Linked DNA regions of Homo sapiens: regions 1, 2 and 4 are each linked to region 3. A link is a contact called in ENCODE Hi-C or POLR2A ChIA-PET data. All regions are on one chromosome and are shown on one strand. Each heading gives the region's core, a stretch centred on a gene start or an enhancer-like site at or near the end of the contact. The rest is flanking DNA. Distances are from core to core; before and after follow the strand shown. Region 1 holds the start of MND1 (meiotic nuclear divisions 1). Region 2 has its middle 28 kb from the start of TMEM131L. Region 3 overlaps TMEM154 (transmembrane protein 154). Region 4 overlaps TMEM131L (transmembrane 131 like).

What was found. Hi-C counts contacts between places; a loop is a spot of excess contacts on that map. ChIA-PET counts read pairs that join two places held with the same protein, here RNA polymerase II (POLR2A). Pooled maps may share reads with other maps.
Region 1: a pooled map shows a loop between it and region 3 (2.6-fold over the local background). The contact joins the promoter of MND1 here to the enhancer-like site in region 3. A Hi-C loop is called at or near these places in 2 of 50 pooled maps. POLR2A ChIA-PET finds 5 or more read pairs at or near these places in 2 of 52 experiments (OCI-LY7 and WTC11).
Region 2: a map of OCI-LY7 shows a loop between it and region 3 (6-fold over the local background). The contact joins two enhancer-like sites. A Hi-C loop is called at or near these places in 1 of 168 maps with a recorded cell type or tissue (OCI-LY7) and 2 of 50 pooled maps. POLR2A ChIA-PET finds 5 or more read pairs at or near these places in 1 of 52 experiments (OCI-LY7).
Region 4: a map with no recorded cell type shows a loop between it and region 3 (3-fold over the local background). The contact joins two enhancer-like sites. A Hi-C loop is called at or near these places in 5 of 37 single-sample maps with no recorded cell type and 2 of 50 pooled maps.

Annotation. Positions count from the first base shown.
Region 1 is chr4:153,342,851-153,349,860 of GRCh38, reverse strand. It overlaps MND1 (meiotic nuclear divisions 1), which reads right to left and starts at 5,173. Exons shown (of 8, transcript NM_032117.4): 1 at 5,121-5,173. The coding sequence starts at 5,123. RefSeq lists enhancers at 4,065-4,184, 4,265-4,324 and silencers at 4,805-4,964, 5,095-5,404.
Region 2 is chr4:153,434,610-153,442,331 of GRCh38, reverse strand. No RefSeq gene overlaps it. Among named protein-coding and RNA genes, the nearest start is that of TMEM131L, 28 kb to the left of the region's middle. Within about 2 kb of position 2,756, at least 7 of the 41 ENCODE cell types and tissues checked have a DNase peak (open chromatin) inside an H3K27ac peak, as active enhancers do; they include OCI-LY7, where a contact is called at or near this core.
Region 3 is chr4:152,659,253-152,665,919 of GRCh38, reverse strand. The region is part of intron 1 of TMEM154 (transmembrane protein 154); the gene reads left to right. Among named protein-coding and RNA genes, the nearest start is that of TMEM154, 17 kb to the left of the region's middle. RefSeq lists enhancers at 2,087-2,166, 2,257-2,326, 4,948-4,997. Within about 2 kb of position 2,084, at least 4 of the 41 ENCODE cell types and tissues checked have a DNase peak (open chromatin) inside an H3K27ac peak, as active enhancers do; they include OCI-LY7, where a contact is called at or near this core.
Region 4 is chr4:153,485,677-153,492,558 of GRCh38, reverse strand. The region is part of intron 3 of TMEM131L (transmembrane 131 like); the gene reads right to left. Among named protein-coding and RNA genes, the nearest start is that of TMEM131L, 23 kb to the right of the region's middle. RefSeq lists enhancers at 3,757-3,966, 4,117-4,286, 4,467-4,536, 4,637-4,756, 4,907-4,956 and 2 more. Within about 2 kb of position 4,383, at least 28 of the 41 ENCODE cell types and tissues checked have a DNase peak (open chromatin) inside an H3K27ac peak, as active enhancers do.

The DNA of each region.
Region 1 (7,010 bases), core at 3,924-6,423, 680 kb before region 3:
GCAGAGCCTGGCATTTTGTAGAAATTCAGCATTTATAAAGTAAACCAATGATAAGCCACTGTATTGACCTTCCAAAGGCTTACAATCTCTCAGAGAAAATATATAGATGCAACTATTTATAGCTAATGAACAGCTACATGCACCAATTGTTACATAAATACCCAGAACACAATGAATTCCACTATGCAGAGGAAGAAGGGTTACCTAAGGACAGAGATTAAAAGGATTTTGGCAAATTGAGAAATGGTTAGAAGCACATCTTGGGGAGACCACACACAGGCACAATGTTATGGAAGTACATGGAATTCCCCAGAAGGATAAGCAGTGGGGGACAGTTATTGTATGAAGTATGTAGGGGGATTGGCAGATGGGATGAGAAAGGTGTGGGGTCAGGTTATGGAAAGCTGACTGTCCAGCTGACAGTGGACTTCATTCTAGACAATGAGGAGCTGCTGAGTAATTTCTAAAGCAGACTAGTGACAAGATTAGAGTTGCATTTTCGTTAAGTTAATTATAGCAGCAATGTGGAAGAGAAGATGGAAGGGGGAAAGGCCTATCCAAGTAGAAAATGGAAGCCCACTCAGGTTATTCTTCTGTAATACCCTTTAGCCAACTTGAAATTAAGACAATATGTAGCTGAAATATATGTTAATAATAAATTTTACAATATATTGTACATAGAATATATAAAGCTAAATCCTAAGTTAAAAGAGAAAGGAGCCAAATTTCCTCCAAACCAAAGGTTTACAGAAAAAAAAAAAAAAAAGAGTGAGAACTATCACCTCCAGTTCTCTAATAAAAAAACTCCACACTAATATTTCTTATGTGATCTGCATCTTTCTCAAAAATTGTAGGGGATTATAAAGGAATATAAATTGTTTGCTTAAAAAGCAGACATAAAACAACAGTTAAAGACTGCCCCATCCAACCAAAAACATCATCAGAAAACGTGAGTTTACATAAGTGAAGACAAGGATTTGGAATTGCCATTCTGGCTACATACTGGAGTGAGTGAGTCTTAATTCTTGTAAAACCTAGAAACCCACTAACTTGGCTGGGCGGTGGCTCACACCTGTAATCCCAGCACTTTGGGAGGCTGAGGCTGGAGGATCACTTGAGGCTGGGAGTTTGAGACCAGCCTGGGCAACAAAGCAAGACACTGTCTCAAAACAAAACAAAACAAAGCCCACACACACAAAAAAAAACAACAACCCACTAACTCATTCCCACAGGAATAAAATGATCAGGTGTTTCTTGATGAGTAATATGGGTAAATAAATAGCTTAAAGTTTATATTTTTCTCTTCTTCCTCGGTCCACTTTCAAACACTGTTTTTCTGCTGGGTTTGGCTACTGATCCCATCTCCTAATATCTTATCTTTGATCTCATTTGCTTTCATGGTTTTAATTAACACTTATGCTGAGACCTCAAATCTTTACATTCACCCCTGGGTGTGCTCCTGAGCTTCAGTGTCATGCATCTACCCGCCTGCTGGACAAACTTCAACTCCGTCAGTCTAAACTGAACTCTTCCTCTCTCATACCTACTCCCCACAAACTTGCTGTTCTAGACCTTGAGTCTCAGATACTATCTCGTGACCCAAGCCAGAGGCCTGACAGTCATCCTAGGTACCTTCACCTCCTTATCTCACATCCAACCAATCACCAAGTTCTGCCAGTTTCAGCATTTAATTATTTCTCTTATCTGTCCTGTCTGTTCTATCTCTACTACCACTGCCTCATTCAGGCCTTCATCATCTATCTCCTGCAATATACCTCCAGTCCCCTAACCACACTTTGACTCACCCTCTATGTTCACATTCCGCACTGGGAAAACATAAATAAGACCTTTTTCCCTGCCTTGCTCAAAACCCTCCAGTGGCTCCCAGACATCCAGACGTTTCTGAGTACCCCAGTATGATATACAAGGCCCTTTATCACCTAACCCCAACCTACCTTTTATAGCCTCTTCCACCACACCCCACCTCAAACTTTGCCATTAACAGTATGGAGACCTAAGCAACTTGTAATACAAAAACTGCCTGTAATTATCTACTCGAAGAATGCTCTCATTTCCATCCTTAAAAAAAATGTTCCTCCACCTAGAACATCCTCACTTCTTGCCTAGTCAAAACTCCAAAACATCTCCCAAGGCTTAGTTTAGGCACTCTCCCTCCAGAACTTCCCTGAGTTCACAGGCTAAGCATGTATTCCCAGAACACACCTTCATCAAATCACTCACTACATTGAAAAGATGTTTACTTGTCCGTATCAGCACACTGAAAAACTTCTTCAGAACATGAACTGCCTTTGCCTTTCCAGGGCTTAGTGCCAAGTTAGACAAGGGAGACATAAAGCTCTTAATTTTAGGACCATGTATCTAAAGCCCCCAACTCTAAAATTTGAGGCTGCTCAGGCTCCTAAGCCCCCCAACACCTACCATACTCCCATAGATATAACAGGTGAATTAATCATAGTGAATTCAGTGACATCATGTATTGCCTGGCTTGAAGAGACAAATCAGAGAAATCTCAGTTAGGCAAACTCCAGGAACCCATACAGATCTGCTCACTAAACCTAGGGCTGAGAGCTAGGGTCCAGGACTGCTCTATTTGCCTCCCTTCATTCTCACCTCTGCAGTATCTGACAAATCAAGCATGAAATTCATAACAGTTAGAAGACTCCTTCAACATATTTTTCTAGTCCAATAGGTCCTAAACTGCCATACATTAGAATCACCTCAGGAGTTTTTAAAAAATACCGATGCCCAGGCTCATCTCTAATGAATGGAATCAAAATCTCTGGAATGGGACCTGGGCAACATATTTTTTAAATCCTCCAACTTATTTTAAAAATCCTCTCCAACATATTTTTTAATTGTGCCCCAGGGTTGAGAACCCTACTTTTGTCAGCCCAGAATCTGAAGGCCATGTCAAGGGCGCTGCGGGGCAATGGGAATCCCTTTAGAATTTCAGTGTGTCGCTGCACTAGCAGAAAGCAGATCCTGAAGTGTTAGGAAAGACTCCTAACATTTTGATATTCGAAACAGCTCCTTGCACTCCACAAGAATCTGCCCCCCAGAGGCAGGCAATGAGGAGAATCTAGCGTCCTGGGGTACCCAGTTTTAGGAAAGCTCTCAACACTCAGCTCAGCAGCTATGAAAGTTACTCAAGAAATGTGGATGAGCTGTATCATCCATTTACCTTGTTTTCAGGCTGATTTATTCATCAGTCTCTTTCATGACTAGAAATAATTTCTATTATTAACCACAGTAGGAGTATCATAGCCAGAATTAAAATAACTAATGTAAAAAGATGCCATATTAATACTCATATTTAGAAACTTCTCAAAAAAATCAATGAGGATTTATCTAATATTTAATTAAGACTAGGAAAAACCTGATAGTATAAGTTAGAGATGCATTCAAATTAGTAAGTCAGGAGACTCAAAACCTGACTCAAGGACTATGAAGCTTTCTGGAAGTATTTTAAACCACTTAAAAAATCATGTTATCTGAGGAACCTTCTCAGTTAGAAGTTATGGAATTCCTACAGCCAGCCCTACTAATCAATTACGATAAAATTATGAAGAATTATTAAGTAGACATCACTGCTGCTCTCAGAGTTCAGCACTGCACTTCTCCAATTTCAAAAATTGCCTGAACTCATTAACTATTTACTTAGGATGCCTAACCAAATGAAAACAGCTATTAATTCATAATCAATCAAAAGTTTACCTTTGACCAACACTAAATTTATTTCTCGATCACATATTAAAAAATAGGAAGTCCACATCTTATCAAAAGCTTTAATTTTTTAAAAGGATTCTCTATTATCGGAGGTAAGCTTCTAAAGAGTTAACACATTTAGTATTAGCAGGTGATTCATGTGTAGAGAGATAGATTAGGTAAAAGGACAACGCGCGTTTGAGCTGCACAGTTCTCCAAGTCAGTTATACGAGGCCAGCAACTCTGCAGAGAAAAATTGTAACACAGAAGGGCACTGCTAACAGATTTGTTTTAACTGTAGTCCTGTTTGGCTCCTTAGAGCACTTCACGCCCAGGTGGCTGGGTTGTTAGTTTAACCACAAAGAAGCCGTTATCATTTATAACTACATCTGGACAAATATCTTCAAATAAATACCATACAACTGGATCCTGGTGTCCCACCCTGCCCCCCTTAGCTCGGCAACATTTAACGGCCACGTAAGTAAATGAAGATATTAAAATCTTAGATCCATTTAACCAGATGTTGATTCTTCGCCAACTGAAGCAGAAAAAACGGCATGAAACTTTGAAGGTTTATGAAAATGATTTGATGAGCAGAAAGACGTTAAGCTCACAAAGCCGATCTTACCAGGACTTAACTGATCATGACCCACGAGGAAGCCTAATTCAGTGCAGAGCGTCCTTAAAAAAGCAACAGCGCCCTACACAACCAGCAGCACCCGGCACAAGAGCAGCGACTCCTGCCCTTTGGCAGAAACCGGGGCGTTTTCACAGAAATCGACTAATTGGCACACAGTGAAGATCCATTAGGTAACTCGAAACTGAGCAGTTCTGGAATGTGCTCTACATATTACAATACAGAAAACCACTCAATGGTGACAAACCAGGAGTGCGCTTTGGGATCAAGACGTTCGCTCCCCGCAGTCCCTCCCGCCCACTTGCGCTTTCTCTCCCCGTTCTTAATGGGGGGGGCTACACCACGCGGGGCCGAAGCTGGAGGCGTAGGGAGCCCAGGTTCTCAAGGGCCCCGTGGTCTTTTAGATAAATCCAGGTTGGTGAAGTTCTCGGGTCACGTTCGCGAACGCTTCCCGCGTTCTAACCTAACCCGCCCGAACGGGCCCTGGGGACAGACGCGGGGTGCAGCCGGCGGGGAGGCCGCGGATGCCCCCGCGCCTCGGGACTCCGGACAGGAGCGGCGGGGAACGCCGCAGAGTGCGGAGTGGCTGCGGCGGGGCCGGGCTGGGCCCCTACACGGTGAGGCCGAGAGCCGGGCGACCGCTCCCGCGGCCCGGAATGGCGGTCAACGCCAGGCCGGGATCCACATGCAGCCGAGGGGCGGCGAAGCCCACACACTAGGGAGGAAGAAGACGCGGGACCGTAGCCTCAGTCCTTACCATGGCGCGGGCGCAGGGGCTTCCGCTGGCCGGGCCCGCGCTTGGGGAGAGGGGCGGGACAGGCCAGGACGCGTTTGATTTTGGCGCCGACTACGCCGCGGGGGCGGAGCAGCGAGACGGTGGAGGTGGGGGAAAGAGGCCGGTCCTCGCCCGCGCGGCGCGCAGCGACCCCTAGCGACCCATCCGAGCCGCCGGCGGGGGAAGGGGCGCGGGCCTGGGGCCGGGGCTGTGGGGAGCGTGTCCGCGTCTCAGTGGACGGGTTGCAGAGCTGCCTCCGTCTCCTCGGTATTCTGTGAATGTGACCTTTTTTTTTTTTAAGGACATCTTGCCTTTGCTTTTACTGCGTTTTCTTGGCGCCGCAGAAATATGGCCTAAGTTTGGATGTAAAAAATAGAGGCGTTTAGGCTGTTGAGGAAGGAAACGCTGCCTCCATCCTTCCGGACTTGTCCTGTCTGGGGCGGACTGGATTCCTTTCTCGTCTTCTAATCTGACCCCTCATCTTCTCCCGAGCCGCTACCCACTGCTTTCCAGCTTTTCAAATCCTGTGTATGTCTGTTTGTTTTTCCCTTAGGTTTTAAAAAAGAAGGAAACAACGGAATGAATTTCAAATCAACATGGTCAAAAATACGCTACTTCATGGCTTGAGAATAGATCCAGATTCATAGCAAAAGCTCAGGCCCCTGAAAGTGCTGAAAAATTTTAACTCAGAATTCAATTATTTTGAAAATTATTCTATGGTGTTTTGAACCATTTTTAGGTGTAAGAAGTACGGTTGGGCGCTGTGGCTCACACCTGTAATCCCAGCAATTTGGGAGGCCGAGGCGGGCAAATCACTTGAGGTAGGGAGTTTGAGACCAGCCTGGCCAACATGGTGAAATCCCATCTCTAATAAAAATACAAAAATTAGCCAGGCGTGGTGGCGGACGCCTGTACAATCCCAGCTACTCGGGAGGCTGAGGCAGGAGAATCGCTTGGACCCAGGAGGCAGAGGTTGCAGTGAGCCAAGACCCCGCCACTGCACTCCAGCCTGGGCGACAGAGTGAGACTCTGTAACACACACACACGCACGCACACACACACACACACACACACACAGTGTAGTAAGTCTTGTAGATGCTATAAGAGTAGCATCTAAAGTTGGAATTTATGTCCCCTGTTGCTTCTGCTGGAGGCAGAGGAAGGGGTACATTGAATTGCAGAGTTCCATTAATTTGGTTTTTCCTGTAAGAGTTATACCATGTAACTGATGGTACATAAGGTAATTTTAAAATGATAAATGAGTACATTAAGTAACTACAGTAGTGGTATATACATTTGTGCTACTTGGGGAAAGCCTTGTCTTAATTGGCTCTCAGGCTTGTTGCAGGTGAGTGGTGACTATCTGAGGCCAGTGGCGCTGTGGCAGAAAAATTTACCAAGGCAGTTGTAAGTAAAGAAAGGCAGAATCATTAGAGAAAGCATGAAAATACGTTGCAAGGGAGCAATGGGCAGAATCAGCAGAAAAGGAGCTGACTGCAAGGAAACAAAGGCTTGCTGGGGATTTTATAGAATAGTGCTTATGCTGTATACGGAAGAGGGCTTTGTGCAGTACTGATGTTACAGTCCCAAGTTTTCCTCCGCCCCTGCCTCTAAAGCGACACAGTGCAAAAGCCTGCCCTGGGACAGTAACAAATTGACCCAAACAGGTCTTCTTTTGGGAAAAATGAGTGCTAAATGGATATAAAAAAGGGTCACTTAAGCTGCATCTGTATCCTAAGTGTCACTGAGAGCTGCTGTGACAGTTCTCTGAGGTTCCTGTTGTGCATTGCAGTCTTGATCAACCAGACCTGGGAATCACCGCCACCTAGGAAAGAAGACACATTCTACTGCCTCTGGTTCCTTTGCATTTTC
Region 2 (7,722 bases), core at 1,507-4,006, 780 kb before region 3:
CTCCTGACCTCAGGTGACCCACCCACCTTGGCCTCCCAAAGTGTTGGGATTACAGGCGTGAGCCACTGCGCCCGGCAAAAAGATTTTATAACTACATGAGAACAAGATGGCAAGTGCTGTGAGGCTCAGTCCTTTCTATTTGGTGAAGCCTTCTGCAGCTTTCTCAAGTGGAGTGGATGACCTTCTTGTCTACATTTTCTCAAAGTAGACTTGGTTACTTGTCGCCTCTATTCCCTCAGGCAGAGTTGGTCACCCTCTCTTCTGTGCTCCCCTCAGGTAGACTTGATCACCCTTTTTCTATCTCACTTACTTTGTATCCCCAACCCCTAGTACATCCTAAGTGTTTGGTGCATGTTTCAGAACCAGGTAGCACTCCTCAGGATCACTAAGCTCAGAATCTACCTACTTTCCTCCACTGGACTCAGCCTAAATGGCAATGAGCACCAGGACCAGCAGCAGTAGAAATCACCTGGTAGAGTCCTCCTGGAACTCTAGACTAAACTTTACTGCTCTAGTAAACTTTGTTTTTTCTTTCTTTCTTTTTTTTTTTTTTTTTTTTTGAGACAGAGTCTTGCACTGTCTCCCACTCTGGAGTGCAGTGGCACAATCTCGGCTCATTGCAACCTCCACCTCCCAGGTTCAAGCAATTCTCCTGCCTCAGCCTCCTGAGCCAAGTAGCTGGAATTAACAGGCGCGTGCCACCACACCAGGCTAATTTTTTCTTTTTTTTGTATTTTTAGTAGAGACAGGGTTTCACCATGTTGGCCAGGCTGGTCTCGAACTCCTGACCTCAGGTGATTCACCCACTTTGGCCTCCCAAAGTGCTGGGATTATGGGAGTGAGCCACCGCACCCGGCCTGCTCTAGTAAACTTTCTAAAATGTTTGTATTATGCCTTTTCCCCTACTGATGTACAATGGCTTCCCACAGACTATAACAGGATAAAACTGGGATACCAAGTCACTGACAGCTCTATTTCCAGCCTGACAGTAGACAGAGAACATTGCCCACAATTGTCACAGAAGGGTCCTAATATATTTTATCAATTAGATTCATTTAGGCTAATGAAATTTAGAAAACATAGATGTTCCCTGGGAGAATGAAGCCTATCAGTCATTCAGACTTACAGTATTTTAATCAAGTAATTGGAGACACGTATTGATCACTAAGTACCTGATGAGTATGGCTTAAGTATGCATATAACAAGGCAATCGAACAGTTTCCCAACTCTGAGGAACTGAAAACTTTATTTGAAGTGTGTTTTTAAAAGGAATAGTTTTAGGACAAAGTGTAGTTTGGAGGAAGACATTTGGTTCTTCCTGATACGTTTGGCTGTATCAGTGTAAAGTGAGAGCCATGGGGCATCAGGGGGACAGGACGCTGAACAGTGAGGATGGCATCCATGAGGGGTGACAGGCATGCAAAGATGTGGGTAGGAGGGACAAAAGAGAATTCTTTTTTCTTGCTCCTTTTTTTTCTTGTTGAGGATTCGGATGATACACTTTTTTTTTTTTTTTTTTTTTTTAATGAGCCATTTGTAAATCATTTAGGGTTGTCACAGCCAGCACGATATGATCAAATTCAAACCTATTCAGGTTTTCATTTTCTTCCCCACCTGCGTTAGGTCAAAAATTACTCTCACTCTAACTTGCCGAACTTGCCCCTGCTTCCCCTTTTGGGTCACTCTGCTTACCAGGGGCTGTTATGTCTCTAAAACCTGTCCATCCCCCACTCTTTTTTTTTTTTGAGATGGAGTTTCACTTTTGTTGCCCAAACTGGAGTGCAGTGGCACGATCTCAGCTCACTGCAACCTCCACCTCCTGGGTTCAAGCGATTCTCCTGCCTCAGCCTCCTGAGTAGCTGGGACTACAGGAGCCCACCACCGCACCCAGTTAATTTTTTGTATTTTTAGTAGAGATGGGGTTTCATCATGTTGGCCAGGCTGGTCTTGAACTTCTGACCTCAGGTGATCCACCCGCCTCGGCCTCCCAAAGTGCTGGAATTACAGGCGTGAGCCACCGCACCTGGCCATCCCCCACTCATTTATTCAGTCAACAAATATTCATCAAGGACCAACGTTAAAGGAACCGTGTTGGGAGGGGCACGAGTGAGCACTAAGATGGTCTCGAGGCGCATCTTATTCTTGGGGTGCTTGGGTAACTTCTCCTCCATTTAGTCTCCATTGATAGTTTGGACGTTTTCTGAATAAGCAAATCAACTGCCTGACATGAGGTATGACAATGGCTCAGGGTATTTGAAATCAGGTCTGCTCTGGAAAACGTAGTTTAACATCTCCATTGTTTATCCTACTGTCATACTGTTTCAACTATAAGGAACTGAAGAAAGCAATGCTTTTCTTCATCTGGGCGGTTGCTTTTAAGGTGAGACCAGCCTGGGCACGGTGGCTAATGCCTGGAATCCCAGCACTTTGGGAGGCCGAGGCGGGAGGATTTCTTGAGCCCAAGAGTTCTAGATTAGCCTGGGCAATATAGTGAGACCTCATCTCTACAAAAAAAAAAAAAAAAAAAAAAAAATTAGCCAGGCATGGTGGCATGTGCCTGTAGTCTTAACTGCTCAGGAGGTTGAGGTGGGAGGATTTCTTGAGCCAGGTAGTGAGCCGAGATCATGCCACTGTACTGCAGCCTGGGCACTGGGTGGCAGAGCAAGACCCTGTCTCAAAAAAAAAAAAAAAAAAAAAGACCAGCCAGACCAAGTGGCAGGAAGCGGTGGGACTGACAGTGAGAAAATCGCAGTGGGGGAGTGGGTGACACTCAGCAGCCCCACTGGGACAGAGCTCCTGCTCACACCAGCGATTCTTCTCCAGAAACCTATTCTGGCAAACCCTTGGTGAGTTTTATTTTAAGCGGCGTTTACAGACACTACTACTAGACTTTTAAATTAACAGGATATAAATAACCTTGGGCAAGGTATCAGAGAAGAACCACTGTGAGAACTCCACGACTAAAGTGTGGGCAAAGGTATCTATTAATAGATAATGAAACTGAAATCACTTAGTCTGAGCGAGAGAAAGTTTAAGATCTACCTAAGAGGGATCTTTAGTGAATAAAAAGTCACAGACGAGCAATAAACCAGTAAGAAAGACATAGTCCTTCATCCACTCCACTTTAGAATCGCTTTTTTGAAAAAATAAAGGTGGAGTTTCACCATGTTGCCCAAGCTGATCTGGAATTCCTGGCCTCAAGGGATCTGACTGCCTTGGCCTCCCAAATTGCTGGGATTACAGGCGTGCACCACTGTTCCCGGCCTAGAATCCCGATTTTTAAAAAGAGGTAATAGAATTACTCCTAATTTTGTCAAAACAAAGTTGAGAAATGAAGGGTTCCTAAATACTATCTGCTGGATATGACTTATAGAGAAAGCAGGAAGGAACCTCTGCACTGAGAGTAGGAAGAGATTTTAAAATGCCCCTAAAATGTACTTAATGCCGCACAGCTATACACCTAAAAATGATCAAAGTGGTAAATTTAATTTTGTATATTATAACCACAGAAAAGTACCCATAAAAGAAAGTTAGAGCTAACACATTTCCAATTGCTAAATAATGTCAGTTTTAGAAAAATTAATATTTCATAGCACTCAAAATATATGAAGCCACATGCTTTTGTAAGACTGGTAATATCTTTCATTTTCCTGCAAAAGCAAAGGGCTCTTTAAAGGAGACATGGAAACTGTCATAAAACAGACTTGAAGTCAGATGCAGAATGATAGGCATAGAATGGATCATCAATACACCATCTTCTTGTAGAATTTTATTCAAGGTTTGGGAGCAGTAAACCAGCGAGTGTGGTTGGGCAGGACAGTGTATTTTTTTTTGAGATGGAGTTTTGCTCTTGTTGCCCAGGCTGGAGTGCAGTGGTGTGATCTTGGCTCACCACAACCTCTGCCTCCTGGGTTCAAGCAGTTCTCCTGCCTCAGCCTCCTGAGTAGCTGGGATTACAAGCATGCGCCACCATGCCTGGCTAATTTTGTATTTTTGGTAGTGATGGGATTTCTCCGTGTTGGTCAGGCTGGTCTCCAACTCCCGATCTCAGGTGATCTGCCCGCCTCAGCTTCCCAAAGTGCTGGGATTACAGGCGTGAGCCACTGCACCTGGCCAGGACAATGTTTTTTCACATCAGGCAAAAATGTCCATGAGATCTGAGTCTAGAAATATGAATCTCTGGGACTGTATTCTCCAATTTTTCTCTTTCAGATCTTCTTTTTTTTTTTTTTTTTTGAGACGGAGTCTCGCTCTGTCGCCCAGGCTGCAGTGCAGTGGCGCGATCTCGGCTCACTGCAAGCTCCGTCTCCCGTATTCACGCCGTTCTCCTGCCTCAGCCTCTCGAGTAGCTGGGACTACAGGCGCCCACCACCGCGCCCGGCTAATTTTTTTTTTTTTTTTTTTTTTTTTGTATTTTTAGTAGAGACGAGGTTTCACTGTGGTCTCGATCTTCTGACCTTGTGATCCGCCCGCCTCGGCCTCCCAAAGTGCTGGGATTACAGGCGTGAGCCACCGCGCCCGGCCGCAGATCCTCTTTCCTTCACTCCCAAACTTAGATCTTCCAGCTTTATTCATGAAGCAATCAGTGCGCAACTAACTTTTAAACTGCAGGGAGCTATACAGTTTCCTTTCCTTCAGCTATCTTGAAGAGGCAGAACACTTGCCCTCCTGGAATACAGAGGTCTTCACTGTTTCAATCTGCTGGAAAATAACTTTACATTAAAACAACTCACGATGAGTTGTGAGAAATGTGAAAGGATTGCCTCAAAAAAAAAAATCTAAAATCTTTTAAAAATTAAAAAGGAACTGGGTGTGGTAGCACACACCTATAATCTCAGTACTTTGGGAGGCCAAGGCAGGAAGGTTGTTTGAAGCCAGGAGTTCGAGACCAGCCTGGGCAGCAAAATGAGACCCTGTCACTACAAAAATAAAAAATAAATTAGCCAGGCATAGTGGCCCACACCTGTAGTCCCAGCTACTCAGGAAGCTGAGGTCGGAGGGATCCCTTGAGCCCAGGAGTTCAAGGATGCAGTGAGCTATGATCAAGCCACTGCATTCCAGCCTGGGCAACAGCAGAGCAAGATGCCATCTCAAAAAAAAAAAAAAAAAAAAAAATTAAAAGGCTTAAAAACTATAGTGTCTACTATTTCCCTTTTGTAATTTCTGAGTTATATCCATGGGAGACAGATCTGTGTATTGGCTGTAAGTATATGCTGATATTTTCTTAGGTTCCTGCTCTGGGCATTACTAGATGGGCCACTGTGTTATTGATAAATCTTGGTGATGCCTGGTTGCTGTGTTTAACAGAAATTTCATAGCTCAATGAGTTTTGGAAACTATTTTCAGGGCCAGCTGATCATTTAAAAACCAAGGTGAGACTGATCATGCAGCCTCCCCAGCTGCCATTACAGCAGGTGCCCTGCAGCAAAAGGACATTTTGTGGCCGAGCGCCATGGCCCAAGCCTGTATTCCCAGCACTTTGGGAGACTGAGGCAGAAGGATCACTTGAGGTCAGCAGTTCGAGACTAGCCTGGTCAATATCGTGAAACCCCATCTCTACCAAAAATACAAAAATTAGCCAGGTGTGGTGGCGGGCACCTGTAGTCGCAGCTACTCAGGAGGCTGAGGCAGGAGAATTGCTTGAACCCAGGAGGCGAAGGTTGCAGTGAACCAAGATTGCACCACTGCACTCCAGTCTGAGTGACAGAGTGGGACTCTGTCTCGAAAGAAGGAAAGAGAGAAAGAGAGAAAGAGAAAGAAGGAAGGGAGGGAGGGAGAAAATTTTGGTTTGGGGGAATAAGGTCAAAAGACGCCATTATGGCGAGGAGAATGTTATTTTAGTAAAAGTCACAGACTTTTGAGATTAAGGATAGAGCCGAGAGGAAGAAAGTTATTAATCTGTTTCTCTTTCTCTAAAGACCAGAACCCAGTTCAACACACACAATAAAAGTGTTCAAAATTTGGGTCCAGGAGAGGAATTCCTGTCTAAAGAATTCCATTTGAGAGGACTGCTTGAGTCCAGCAGACTGAGGTTGCAGTGAGCCAAGATCGCGCCACTGCACTCCAGCCTGGGCGACAGAGTTAGACTCTGTCTCAAAAATAAATAAATAAATAAATAAAACAAAACAAAATAAAATAAAATGTTAGGCAGGGACCTGGCTACAGTGACTGCGGGGCTGATGAGAAACTACTGAAGTTTTGGGGGAAGCAAAGCAGAATTTCATAAGAACAGTGTATGGAGAGGAGAAACCCTGTGGTGGCTGAGGAGGCCCCGAGGCCATGGATGTCAAATTGATATCTTCCAATGGTGATAACTTTATTGTAATGGTAAATTCCACTTGAAAGCACAGACGCATGCCTCCTCCTAGTTTTGTTACCGTGTATTCCAAACAGAAAACCATTGTGGGGGTAAAGGTTCGGAGAGGGGAGGGAAACGGGGATCAAAGGGATAGAGGATTTAGTTGAATGCTCAGTTTCATCCACTAACTGAGGGAAGTGTCTAAATTTGGTCTCTTGCCTGTGAGATTAAGAATAACTCACCCTAAACTGGGTGCAGTGGCACACACCTGTAGTCTCAGCTACTTTGGAGGCTGACGCAGGAGGATCACTTGAGGCCAGGAGTTCCAGGCTGCCGTGCGCCGTGATTGCACCTGTGAATAGCCACTGCACTCTTGCCTGGGCGACACAGGGAGAGCCCTCTCTAAAAAACAACAGGCCGGGAGCGGTGGCTCACGCCTGTAATCCCAGCACTTTGGAAGGCCAAGGTGGGCGGATCACCTGAGGTCAGGAGTTCGAGACCATCCTGGCCAACATGGCGAAACCCTGTCTTTACTAAAAGTACAAAAATTAGCCGAGTGTGGTGGCGGGCGCTTGTAATCCCAGCTACTCAGGGGGCTGAGGCAGGAGAAGCTTGAACCCGGGAGGAGGAGGTTGCAGTGAGCCGAGATCGCACCACTGCACTCCAGCCTGGACGACAAGAGTGAGACTCCCTCTCAAAAAACAAAACAAAAGGAAACACAACAACAACAACAACAACAAAAATCCCACCCTAGAAAGTAAGAGGACTTTGAACAATGCTACCTTGAAGCCCAGCTCCAGCCTCCTTTTGCAACCTAATGAATGCTAAAAAGCCTATTCAATGCTGTGGCAGTTTTTTTGTTTTGTTTTGTTTTTTTGAGATGGAGTCTTGCTCTTGTCACACAGGCTGGAGTGCAAGTGGCGCGATCTCGGCTCACTGCAACCTCCACCTTCCTGGGTTCAAGCGATTGTCCTGCCTCAGCCTCCCAAGTAGCTGGGATTACAGGAGCCCGCCACCAAGCCCAGCTGATTTTTTTTTTTTTTTGTATTTTTAGTAGAGACGGGGTTTCGCCATGTTGGCTAGGCTGGTCTCAAACTCCTGACCTCGTGATCTGCCTGCCTCGGCCTCCCAAAGTGCTGGGATTACAGGTGTGAGCCACCGTGCCCGGCCGTGCTGTGGCAGTTTTAAAAAAATGATGTGGATATGCAATTTTTTTAGAAAATGATTTTTAATATCATGTCTCCCTTTAAAAAGTGTAGGCGCATTCAGCCTAAAAAAGGAAATTCTGACACCTGCTACATCATGGGTGAACATTATGCATTATTGAATAATCACAAGGGCCAAATTCTGTATGATTCCAATCATTCGAGGTACCTACAGTAGTCAGTTCATGTGACAGAAAGTAGAATGGTGGTTGCCACGGG
Region 3 (6,667 bases), core at 835-3,334:
CCTACTTGGTGGGCTGAGGTGGGAGGTTTGCTTGAGCCCAGGAGTGCAAGGCTGCAGTGAGCCATGTTCATACCACTGCACTCCAGGCTGGGCAACCAAGTGAGACCCTGTCTCAAAAAAAAAAAAAAAAAGCAAATTCTTGGGCCCCCTCCCAGACCTATTACATCAGAAACTGTAAGACTACGCCCAACAATCTGTGTTTTAAGAAGGGCTGTAGGTGTTTCCAATACACACTAAGGTTTGAGGACCGCTGTCTTAAAGCACCAATTAAAGCTATTGCTGATAGCTCTTCTATTAGCCATAACATTTTCTGGATATGCAGGGTTTAAACCCTGGCATGCATCTCTCTAATTCAGGCTTATTCAGGAAGGTGTGATTGTCACAGCCCTCTCTCATATCCTAGCTAGACTCTTCCAGGTTCTTGAGACTTCAGTGATGATTTTTAAGCTATTGTATTCTGGTGATAGAGTTGGCAGCTGCTAGGCAAGCCTTTGGCATCCAACTCCTTGACCTCTAATTTTTCTCAAATTCACCGAGGACCATAGAGAACAAGACAGGGAATGATCTGGTGTGGCTCAGGGGAGGCCAGAAGTGGGCAGGGTCTAGAGAAGTGAGACACAACTTCAGCTGCGTCCTGGAGCCACAAGGAGAACTGTAAAAATTATTGAGACCTGGGTTCTACCCCTAAATATTTAGATTGATCGATATTTAGAACAGGGTCTTGCTCGATTACCCAGGCTAGAGTGCACTGGTGTGATCATAGCTCATTCAGCCTTGGACTGGACTCAAGTGATCCTCCTGCTTCGTTCTCCCTAGAAGCTGCACCCTCAGGTATTTTGATGTAACTGAGTTTGGGGTATGGTGTGGGCATCAGGTTATTGAAAGATGCCTCAGTGATTCTATGGGCAGACTAGGCTGAGAACCACTGGAAGACTTCCTGGTTTGTTTTTCTCTCCTTCTTCTAATGCTAATCAGGCTCTTCATTATATACAGGAGAATGAAAAGGAGTCAGGCTTTTGGGTGTGATTTCTTGATCATCCTGAAATTCAAACATGTCAGTTACTCCACAACGCAGGGAAGAGTTTGAGGGCTTGACATCTGACATGTTTTCTTTCATTTTACCATCTTAACTATAAAATTGTTTAAATAATTTGCACATGGAGTTCACATAATTGACAAATGAAAGAATGGGGCATCTGACTGTGGTCCAACATACTTCATGACATCCTGAGTTTAGTAGCATTCTCTTGTCATTGTTTTATTTCACATTGTATTACTAATGTGACAGTCTTTCAGTAAGTTTATAATACTTTCTTCTTCTAACTTTAAAAGCTAGAGCTTGGTTGCAGTTTTATAACATATTTTTGTGTTTATTAATTAAGCTTTAAAAAAATTTTACTTTAAATTCCAGTGTGCAGGTTTGTTACATAGGTATATGTGTGCCATGGCGGTTTGCTACACCTATCAACCCATCATATAGGTTTTAAGCCCTGCATGTATTAGGTATTTGTCCTAATGCTCTCCCTCCCCTTGTACCCCCCCGCCACGACAGGCCCCAGTGTGTGTTGTTCCCCTCCCTGTGTCCATGTATTGTCATTGTTCAACTCCCACTTATGAGTGAGAACATGTGGTGTTTGGTTTTCTGTTCCTGTGTTAGTTTGCTGCGAATGATGGCTTCCAGTTTCATCCATGTCCTTGCAAAGGGCCTGATCTCATTCTTTTTTATGGTTGCATAGTATTCCACGGTGTATATGTACCACATTTTCTTTATCCAGTCTATCATTGATGGGCATTTGGGTTGGTTCCATGTCTTTGCTATTGTAAACAGTGCACGTATGTGTTGGTTGCACATTTGTTTCACTTTCAGAAAAAGAGAAGTTAGCTAGTTTGCTTCCTGGAGAAGCAGAGTCATTTCCATTTAGTGATAATGCCCTGAGCAGGGATAATGGGGACACTGTGCTGCCCAGCTGTTGGGGCTGCCAGGCGTTACCTCAAACATTTCTTCCCATTTACAAGGATTTCCCCATACATCCTCACCAGATGTGTGAAAGATGAATCCCAGATGTGTCTGCGTGAATATTGTCAATAAGTATTTGTAAGTGACTCTGTACACTGTGCAGTTTATTATCAAGTGATCTTAAGATTTTTGGATAAACAATAAAGTGAAGTATTGCAGCTTAGTTTCATCATTCACATGACTGACCACTTCCATTATCTCTTTAAAATGCTACATTATCTGACCAGAGAGAAAGAGAACTGGTGAAACGGAGAGAGACTTCCTGGGAGAGTTTGTGTTGCGGTCACTTGAGATGACTGTGACTTGGCCACCTAACAGCAGGGGCTTCTGCCAAATCTGCAGCTTATGAGGCTACCAGCCTCGGCCCTCACACCCAGTGATCTGGGAGTTTGGTCCCATGCAGGGCATGAAGCCACGCAAGACTGACCTTCACACACCTTTCTGCTTCTAACCTGTTGTGTTCCTTATTTCTTCTTTTCTATTCTTTTGCTTGTTAATGCCTCTCTCTTTGCCCTCTAACCCTGTGTCCTATTTCTGTCTTCTGTAGCTTTGCTAGTTTTACCTCTAGCCCCACCTCTTTTACCCTGAAATATGCCCAAATTTAGATAAGGAAGTAAAGTAGCAGTAAAATGAGGAAGTTATACCAGGCAGATTAACCTTCTGGGGAACAGCAGAGAAACAGGCAAGTACAGAGATGGGGGAAAGAGAACAGGTGATGGATGAAGAAAATAACAAAGACACAAATACCTGGCCCGTGTATGGTGCTTTATGGCTCCTAAAGCATTTTAACAGTTCTTATTTCATTTACTTTCATATGAACACTATGGGCTAGACAGAGCAGAAGGCCTACTTTTTTGGCTTTTAGGAAATGGAGAATTAGAGAGGGAGGGAATTCTTCCCAGGCCCCAAGGGTGCAGAGGGCAGCAGCCAGTCTCAAGCCTAGCTCTTCTGAATTCAAATCCTGTCTTCCTTCCACGATGCTATGGTTATGTCCTTGGAGTCCTGGAGCGCAGCACAGGGAAGTACCCCTGTGTGTTCTGGAGGGTTCACCTCCAGACTTATTTCCTGAAAGAGAGTTCTGCCTTCCTCCACAGTGGCTGGACTCCCAAAGTTGTAAAAGGTCACTTTCACCCAAGAAGCCCAGGATGCCGCCCGCAGGAAATCTCCATGGACGATTATGGGCCTTAGTCAGTGTTTCTTTAAACACAGTGGTTTTAGGGGGCCCCATGTCCACTGCATTAAGAGTGGCTGTTAACCCATAGGCCATGGGAGGGACACCTGTCATGTTTTGGGGGAAATCCCTTGAGCTGCCCTCCGCATCCATACTTTTGTGGCCTTTGGCACCTCCTCTGGTTTCCACCTTGTTGGTGTACACTTCTGATTTTCTTCCTAACTCTTACCTTGTCACCTTGGCAATCCACTCCTGGCTGCTGATCTGATTCTATGGCTCATCTTTGTTTGCCAGCTCACCTTTTGATGACATTTGATTCCTCCTTGCACAAACTCTTGGAGCTGATCCCCAGTGTTTTCAACTTTCCTCCCTTTGACATCCCAGACTCCCTGCACACCTGGTTCTTCCCTTAGTTTCTGTCAATTCTCATTATGTGGAAACTGGAGTACTAGGGTTGTCTTAGAGAATTTTTCTGATCAGACCACCAAGAGTAGTTTGATGCTGTCCCCTCTTACCCTGCACCTAACACCCTCTCATGCTCTCCCCATTTTTAGATACACTGTAGAACTTGCTTGCCTGTGTGCAAACTGAAGGATGAGCAGAGAGGTTTATTGCAGTATTGTTGGAAACACAACAGAACCTAAATCTCTGTCAATAGGAAAAGATTATAATACATTCAAACAATGGGGAAAAAAGCTCTCTATACAGTCATGGAATGATCTTCAAGATAAAATTTTAAGTGAAAAAAGCAAGGGGCAGAAAGTATATAAATTGTGCTACCATTTGTGTCAAAAAGAGAAAACAGGAAACAATACTTATACTTGTATATGCATAGAGTTTCTCTCAAAGGAGCAGAAACGGTGGTTACTTCTGGGCAAGGAAACTGAGTAACTTGGGGAAAGGGTGGTAGCGAAACTTCCTTTCTGAACTGAGTACCATGTGCAGATTACCTATTCAAAAACTACTTAAAAACAAGGTAGAACACTTTGGAATCAACAGAGATGTGGAAATAGATGGGACCTTGGGGATCACTCCTTAGTTGTACAGATTAGAGCATTAAGTCATCAAGAGAAAAGTAATTTGTCCAAATTCTATAAGTACAAAGTGGCAGAGCTATGACCAGACCCTCATCTGTTATTTGTCACCTATGCTTGAGGAAATGCACCTTCAAAACTCAGTAGAAATTAACAATATAAATGACAGGATTGCACCCCAGGGCAAGGGCAAGACATTCAAGATTCAGTTTCTTCATCTGTAAAATGTGGGCAATAAAGTTGTGAAGATCGAATTAGATAGCACATGTGTATCCTAGCAGCTAGCACATACTAAGCATTCAATACATCCCAGTTACTGTAATTTATTATTTTGAAGCTATCATAGAGTTGGGGGGAGAGAGAGAGAGAGAGAGAGAGAGAGAGAGAGAGAGAGAGAGAGAGAGAGAGAGAGAAAGAGAACAATCCCTTGATTCTCATTTATTTAAATAGCCACTAGAGAATCTGAGAGAGCAAATGATGCTTAATGCAGAAAACATATGTGAGGGCATGTGGGAGGGGGACATTGCAGAGAGAACTTTCAGCCTCTTTAACTCCACCGTTCCACCAAGGGCCACCTGTGAACAGCGTTGTCTCACGCTGAAAAGTAAATGTACACAGGCCAGGACCATCTGGTATGCTTCTTTCCGTTTCTCTTTTATTCCCGATTGTCTAGATGTCCCCATTATTCTTGTTAGCTTGTTTCCTTTCCTATTTTCTCTTTTCCCGGGGCCACGGGTCAAATGGTGACTAAGATGCAAAGTGTTCTTCTAGGGACTTCATTCACCTTCCTCAGAGAGGTGCTGAAAAGACCCTGTCCTTCTGGGCAGCTTTTCTGGCAACGCATCTGAGCTGAGGAGCCTTAGCAAGAGCCCCAGTAAAGCCGAGGTTTCTGGGAACCCTTTCCTCTGTCCTGCCTTGTGCCAGAAAGCCACCTCCTAGTATAGGCGGAGGAATGGGAGCAGGAGGTTCCCTCTCATTCACCACTTTATGGCCAAACTTTATGATTTGCAAGCATTGCATTCCTCCCTGAGGGAGGGAAAACACTGTGTGGGGTTATAAGCTCTGGTTCTGCCATCGGCCCCCTGGTTTCAAATCGTCACTCCTCCATGTGAGCTCTGTGATCTTGGGCAAGTTGTGTAACCTCTTTGCCCTAATGTCTATCTGAAAAAATGGTGAGGACAAAATGAGATAATCGATAATCCGGGTACAAGGCAGAGCATAGAGATTGGTTCTTAGTAAATTCTCAAAAAAAGATGCTGAAATAGTAACAGCGGCTACAGTATTCATAGAAGTAACCAAAAGAAGTAAAGTGAGGGGGGGGCGGGGTCTGGATACTCAAGGAAGATTCACTGACCTCTAGGTAAAAGGATTATTACCATCAGCCGCACCAACCACCAACCCCATTCCCCACCCCACACCCAACCTCATCATACCCATATGTACCAGTCTTCACTGGCCAAGGTTACCAGTGAAAACGCTATTTGATCTGGCTGCAGTAGTTCTCCAAGCAGAATCATTTTAATGAGGAGGTTTTCTGGAAGACAAATGTCCTTTACTAGTCCAGGGTGATACATGATATATCAAAGGCTTTAACATATATGTGAATACATTATTGACTTACCCAATTTTAAAGACTTATACAGTAGTCCCCCCTTATCCACAGTTTCGTTTTTCGTGGTTTCAGTTACCCGTGGTTTCAGTTACCCATGGTCAACCGTGGCCACAAATAGTACAGTACAATAAGATATTTTGAGAGCCAGAGAGAGATCACATGCACATACTTTTATTATAGTATATTGTTGTAATTGTTCTATTTTATTACTAGTTATTCATTGCTTACTGTGCCTAATTATAAATTAAACTTTATCATAGGTATGTTTAGAAAAAACACAGTGTATGTGGGGTTCAGTACTACCGATAATTTCAGGCATCTTCTAGGGCCTTGAAACATGTTCCGCTTGGATAATGGGGGACTACTGTAAATGTAGGACAAAGCCACTTAACTCAGAAGGCAGAGATCAGTAAGTGGTGGATTTTTATTGACACATAATATTTTACATACTTATAGGGCACATGTGATATTTTTTGTTGCATGGATAGAATCTATAATGATTAAGTCAGTGTATTTGGGGTATCCATCACTTTAAGTATTTATCATTTCTATGTGCTGAGGACATTTCAAGTCCTGTCTTCTAGCTACTTTGAAATATAAAATATATTATTGTTAACTACAGTCGTCCTACTCTACTATTGGACATTATAATTTATACTGTCTAACTGTATGTTTCTACCCATTAACCAACCTCTCTTCTTCCCCTACTCTTACCCACACACCCTTCCCAGCCTCTGATATTTATAATTATACTCTCTACCTTTGTAAGATCAACTTTTTTAGCTCCCACATATGAGCAAGAACATAAGATATTTGTCTTTCTGTGCCTGTCT
Region 4 (6,882 bases), core at 3,134-5,633, 820 kb before region 3:
TTATTACATCAGAATATTTGTTTTCCCAAGTCCAAAGTGGTAGACTTATTTTACACACAACCTTGAGATTCCGCCTATGATTTAAACAAAGTTTTGTGCATATTAATAAGGATTCAGAATATTTGAAAATCTCCCTGAAGCCTCATCAATTTGGAAAATGTAATAATTTGGATAAGGTTTAGCTAAAATTCTAATTTTCTTCAAACTCTATTTTTAATTTAAAGTGAACTAAAAAGAAAAAATTGGGCTATGTGCAGTGGCTCATGCCGGTAATCCCAGGACTGTGGGAGGCCAAAATGGGAGAACTGTTGAGCGCAGGAGTTTGAGGCCAGCCTGGGCAACATAGTGAGACCTCCATCTTTTAAAAACCTTCTTTTTTTTTTTTTATAATTAGCTAAGCATGGTGGCATGGACCAATAGTCCCCACTACTTGGAAGGCTGAGGCAGGGGGATCGCTTGAGCCCAGGATTTCAAGGTTGCAGCGAGCTATGATCATGCTACCTACACTCCAGCTCGGGTGATGGAGCAAGGCCCCATCTCAAAACAAGAAGGAAAAAACTGCCAGGTGTGGTGGCTCCTGCCTACAATCCCAACACTTTGGGGAGTGGGTGGATCACTTGAGCTTAGGAGTTCAAGACCAGCCTGGGAAACATGAAACCTTGTCTCTACAAAAAATATTTTAAAATTAGCCAGACACGGTGGCAAGTGCCTGTAGTCCCAGCTACTCAGGAGGGTGAGGTGGAAGGATGGCTTGAGCCCGGGAGTCTGAGGTTGTAGTGAGCCAAGACTGGGCTACCGAACTCCAGCCTGGGTGACAGAACCAGACACTGTCTCAAAAACAGAAAAGAAAAGAAAAAACCCACACTCTAAAAAAGTACTACTAAAAAATAATCCAAATATCCAGAGACTAATTATATTAAATGTGTATATAAGGCTTTCACTATACTAAATAAATGCATAAGACGTACAACTTGGAATAAAACGACTAATTTGACAAAATAGTTTAAATTGTCCCTAAACAAATTTACATGACTAAAAGTTAAGTCTTACCATATGAATGATTACAGAGCAACAAAAAAAACTGATAAGGACCACTGAGAAAACAGTAATACGAAAGACTAGTGATTTACTTTCATATGACTGACACCTCTAATTACCGTCTACCTAATAAAAATCCCCAAAGCAAGTGTGTGGACAAAAAATGCCTCCAATCCATCTCAAAACACGGTTTTTCTCTTCTCTGTTTACCAGTTTCCTATTGCACTTACTTCCTACCTACTCTCTTCCCTTCTATTAGTCAATATTACAGGTGTTCAGCTCTCTAGGAACATGTCTTTCCTTCACCAGTTTCCCCTTTTATCCCCAATTCAAAAGTGGAAATAAAAAGAAAACGTAAGCAGTGTGCATTTACGTGACAGGCCTTAAACTCAGCAAGAGATCAGGTTACTTGATATCTGTGTGTCCATAAAGCCTATTCCACATGCCACAAATGTATTTCTGACTTCGACACGGACAATACCTATATGACACATCTCTGAACGGGGTCTTGTTTTTGTGGTGCTTTTCTTTGGGTTTTAGGCTTTCTTTTTTTTTTTTTTTTTTTTTGAGACAGAGTCTCACTCTATCGCCCAGGCTGGAGTGCAGTGGCGTGATCTCGGCTCACTGCAACCTCCACCTCCCGGGTTCACGCCATTCTCCTGCCTCAGCCTCCCAAGTAGCTGGGACTACAGGCCCATGTCACCAGACCTGGCTAATATTTTTATTTTTAGTAGAGATGGGGTTTCACCATGTTAGCCAAGATGGTCTCGATCTAATGATCTCATGATCCACCCGCCTCGGCCTCCCAAAGTGCTGGGATTACAGGCATGAGCCCCCACGCCCGGCCGCTCATTTTTTAAATCTAGAAGCTTTTGTTTCCAACAAGGAGCAACATAACTTTCATGAGCCCTTCCAGTACTCACAATAACTTTATGTTTACCCAAATAAACAACTAGGAATAACCTCCCTCTCCTAACTATATTACCTGAAAGTGGTGAATTAATGAAACCCCTTCCCAGCTCCCTAAACATACTTTCAAATTAAAATAAGGCCTGAATTTACAACCCAGGTTAAATGGATTAAAAGATTAAGGACTAGAGAGCAAGTGCCTTCTCCATCTCACTCTCACATTTCAACCTCAAATTACCCCAGCCCTCTAATGACTAGAGTAGTCACTGTAAAGGCGCCTAATTACCCACGAATTACACCAACTGTAACCAATTTCAGGATCACAGATCAGATTTTCCCAAAACATGAATCTGCTAATTAAGTTACCTGAAAGTCAAACTAACACGCAATTTGGATGTGACATTTATCCACCTGAAAGTAGACCTGTTAAGTATTTCAATTCACAGTAACAGCAGCTATTCCTTATGGACAGCACTATTACACACTTGGAAAACTGCAGCTGAAATACACGGACGCAGGAAGAGACTCATCTATGATTCAAGCATTTCCAGGAAATAACAAAAGGATTCTCCTGGCAAACCAACAGAATGGCCCACCAAGACCTGCTTCAGCCTGGGAATCAACTCGTATTCATTTGCTAAATTAAACTGATAATGAAACAAGTTTAAGATACTCACATACAGAGACACACCACAGCACACACAGCCTGGCACCAGTTACATTAGTCGCTTTTTTCTGAATTCTGACACAAGGAACGAGGTTTGATTTCATGGTTTTGCCTATTTGCTCATTATTAAATCTGCCCACTTATTTTCCGCAAGAAAAAAAAAAAATTGGGCCAGGCGCAGTGGCTCACACCTGTAATTTCAGCACTTTGGGAGGCCAAGGTGGGTGGACCATGAGGTCAGGAGTTTGAGACCAGCCTGACCAACATGGTGAAACCCCGTCTCTACTAAAAATACAAAAATTAGCCGGGCATGGTGGTACATGCCTGTAACCCCAGCTACTCAGGGGGCCGAGGCAGGAGAATCGCTTGAACCTGGAAGGCAGAGGTTGCAGTGAACTGAGATCGTACCACCGCACTCCAGCCTGAGTGAGAGAGTGAGACTCTGTCTCAAGAAAAAAATACTTCTCCCCAGTGCTCACAATCTTGTGAAAATAAAGAATTTTCCTTGGACGTGCTCCTACAGATACACAAAGAAATAATTCAGAAATAAAATCCATTCAACCAAAAGGCCAGGTTCAATGAGCTGGGAAGAAACTGCGTGGGTTTTGCAGCTGCGGCTGGAGCCCAGGAGTCCAAAGCTGCCGTAGACTGGTCTGTGCAGCTCTCAGGAAGGAAGCTTCACAGTGGATCGCTTCACACATCACCAGCCCAATACCAAAAAGGCGTTTCTCAGGAGCCCTGGTGTTGGGGGAGGGCAAGGAAAACAAGTGAGGGACATTCACAAGGGCTCACAGACGAGTCTCGCTGGGGACTATGTGTTATGGGTTAAACTGTGTCTCCACCAACCCCAACATGATATGTCAAAGTCCTAACCCCAGTACCTCAGAATGTGACCTGACTTGGAAACAGGGTTGGTGCAGATGCAATTAGTCCAGATGAGGCTGGACTGGAGTAGGGTGGGCCCCTGCTTCAATATAACTGGTGTCCTTATACGACAGCCACGTGAAAGCACGGAGACACCCAGGGAGAGCGCTGTGCGACAAGAGACTGGAGTGCCGCAGCTGCAAGCCAAGAAACCCCACAGGCTGCCGGCGAGCCCGCAGAAGCTAGGAAAAGGCGAGGGCGGACTCCCCGAGGGTTTCAGAGGCAGCGTGGCCCTGCCGGCTTGACAGAGGACTTCCAGCCACCGGACTGTGAGGAGAGAATACAATTCTGTTGTTCTAAAGCCGCGCAGTTTGTGGCACTTCGTTAGACAGCCCTGGGAAATTAATACACCACACTTGAACTTGAGTTGCTTCCTGTTGCCCTACTCCATCCAGCCCCCTCAGCTGGCAAATGCTCCCACTCCACCACAACAGAGCCGCAGGGAATCCCCGGGTTGCTGTGTGGCTGGGGAGGCCCTTCTCCCCTGTAAGTGGCACACAACAGGCTGGGCTATCCCAGGCCCAGGCCCTTGTCCCAATTTTGTTCCTTCTCTCCAAGTTCCCGGCTGCCTCCTCTGGGCCCTGCCCTCACCAGGGCCCGGTCCCCACTCCTCCCACAGGCAGCCCTGGCCCTCCAGCTGCAGGACGGGGTGTGGAAGTCCCCTTGGGGTGGGCAGTGCCCCGTGCTGCTTCCGCCCACCCCAGTTTCTCACAGAATTTTTAGAACACTTCTTTCAGTTTTGCCTTAAGTAATATCCTTCCTCATGCCCCAACAACCCCACTCACACTGGTGCACTCACGCACCCTCATTCTCTCTTACACACAACTCAGCCACAGGCCCACAGGGTCTCTCTCTCTCACACAAAACTCAGCCACAAACCCACAACGGTCTCGGTCTCTCTCTCACACACACACACGCACACAAAACTCAGCCACAGGCTCACCAGGGTCTCTCTCAACATGCACACATACACACACACACCCCTCAGTCATAGGCTCACAAGAGTCTCTCTTGTCTCTCATACATACACAAACACACACAACCAGCCACAGGCCCACAAAGGTCTCTCTCTTTGTCCCTGTCTGCTCTCTCGCACTCACAAACACACATCTCAGCCACAGGCCCACCAGAGTCTGTCTGTCTCTTTGTCTCTCTCACTCTCTCTCACACACATACACCTCAGCCACAGGCCCACAAGGGTCTCTCTCCTTGTCCCTGGCTCCTCTCTCTCGCACACTCCCACACACACACATACAGCTCAGCCACAGGCCCACGAGGGTGTCTCTCTCTCTCTCTCTCTCACACACACACACACACACACACACACGCCTGTGCAGCTCCACAGGGGCCTGGGCCAGGAGACAGATCTGAATACACATACCACCCTGTGCTGTGAGTGGCCACTCCCATCCAACAACTGAGACTTTCTGTTACTGGGCCAAGGTTTTCTGCCAAACTTACTTCCCTTATAATGAATGAATTCTCCCTCAGAAGGTTCCTCAGTCCTCCCCTGGAAGCTGACCTGCAATGGCCTAACCCACCTATTTACCAGGCATGCCAGGACATATGAGACCCTGATAGGTGGACACCAAAGCTCAGCCTGGAACCCCACCCCCATGTGCATCATTGCAGCAGAACTTCTTCGGACACACTCGATCCACCAGCTAACACTCCATACCCTATGAAGAGAATACGTACGGATTCTAGGTTTGATAAAATCCTGGGCCAGTGGTGGTAAGTCAGGCTGAAAAGCAACCATCTCCCAATTTCCACCCACTGTTTTACCTACAAGACTATTTCTACCTCTCATTATTTAATCCTCCACAAAAAGTATATTTTGTAACATGGTCCCTGAGCTGCCTCACCCTGGGCCAATGGTTTTCAAACTTGAGCGTGCATCAGAGCCACCTGGAGGGCTTGTTAAAACAGATCTCTGGGCTCCTCCCCTAGAGCTTCTGATTCACACCAGGTCTGGGGTGGGGTCTGAGAACCGGCCAGTCTAGCGAGTTCCCAAGCGATGCTGATTTAGGTCCCTGGACCAGGCTTCGAGAAACACTGCCCTAGACCGCTCATTTCTCGCTGAGCTCAGGTGGCCCAGCATAGCACTCAGCATAGCACACACTGCTGTCGGCCTTCCCACTGCCCATTCCCTTCCTCCCACTTAGGCAAAGCCGGGTTGTGCTCCCTATGACTAAACCCTGCAGGACAGAGCTGATCACGTGGTTCCACCACTCCACAGGCGTGGGTGGGTGAGTGGTTCAAGGTGAGTGCAGACCCACCTGTAAGATGTGAAGGGGAAGTCTGCTGGGGAGTACTTCTGAGAAAGTAGCCAGGGGTTCTTTTAACCTGCCTTTGGATGTTCAGGTGGGAGGCTGGGAGGCTGTGAAGCACACAGACCTCCTGCAAACGTGAGGGGAGCTGCACGGCACACAGAGTCCAACAGAACAGACAGGTCCGAAGAACCAGGCTCCCAGGTGCTGACACTAACCTGCTGAGTAAACCAACCCAGAACCACCCTGCCTCCAGGCTTCTTGTTAAGTGACATCATGCATTCTTTATTGTTTGAGCTGGTTGAGTCAGGGTTTTGTTACTTGCTGCTGAAAATAATCCCAAAGCAAAGCAAGCTGACAGGACAGCTCCTCTAAAGGCAACCTCTCAGCACACATTACAATGGCATGTGTTCCACAAACTAATCCCAATATTTCAGATTTAAATTTTCCACATTTCAAAAGCTATGTAGCTGAATATCTGTGGATAATCCACACTTAGAATTAGCATAAAACTAAAGAAGTTATCTAGCATACAGTAAAATATTACTGAAGGACCAACCCTGGGTCTATCTTACACGAGTCATGCTCTTTTTTTTTCAGGGATTTGCTAGGAACCATATAATACTAGGGCCTAAGAAAGTATTCAGTTGCTTCCATCCGTTAATCTCGGACTTAGTCTCCTTCGACAGACAGCTGTACATCTAATTGGGAAAGTGGCTTTCCACTCCAAAGCAGACAAGTATGCACTTACAGAGAGAGGACACCTAGGATCACGCACATGTTCTGTCACTTCATAGCTCTATAACCTTCAACAAATTGTTTTACCTTGATGAACCTGTCTCCTCATCTATAAAATGGGAATACTACCACATATCCACCTGGTTATGTAAGGAAGATACATGTGAAAGCACTTTGTAAACCATAAGGTTTACACAAGGGCAATTACTTAAATCCAATTTTTATGGATTAAGTGGATTAACATGACCTGATTTGAAGAAACAGGATTAATTACAATCCTAGAAGAATTACTCCACCAAAAATGCATACTACATACACCTGTCATAACTACCAATC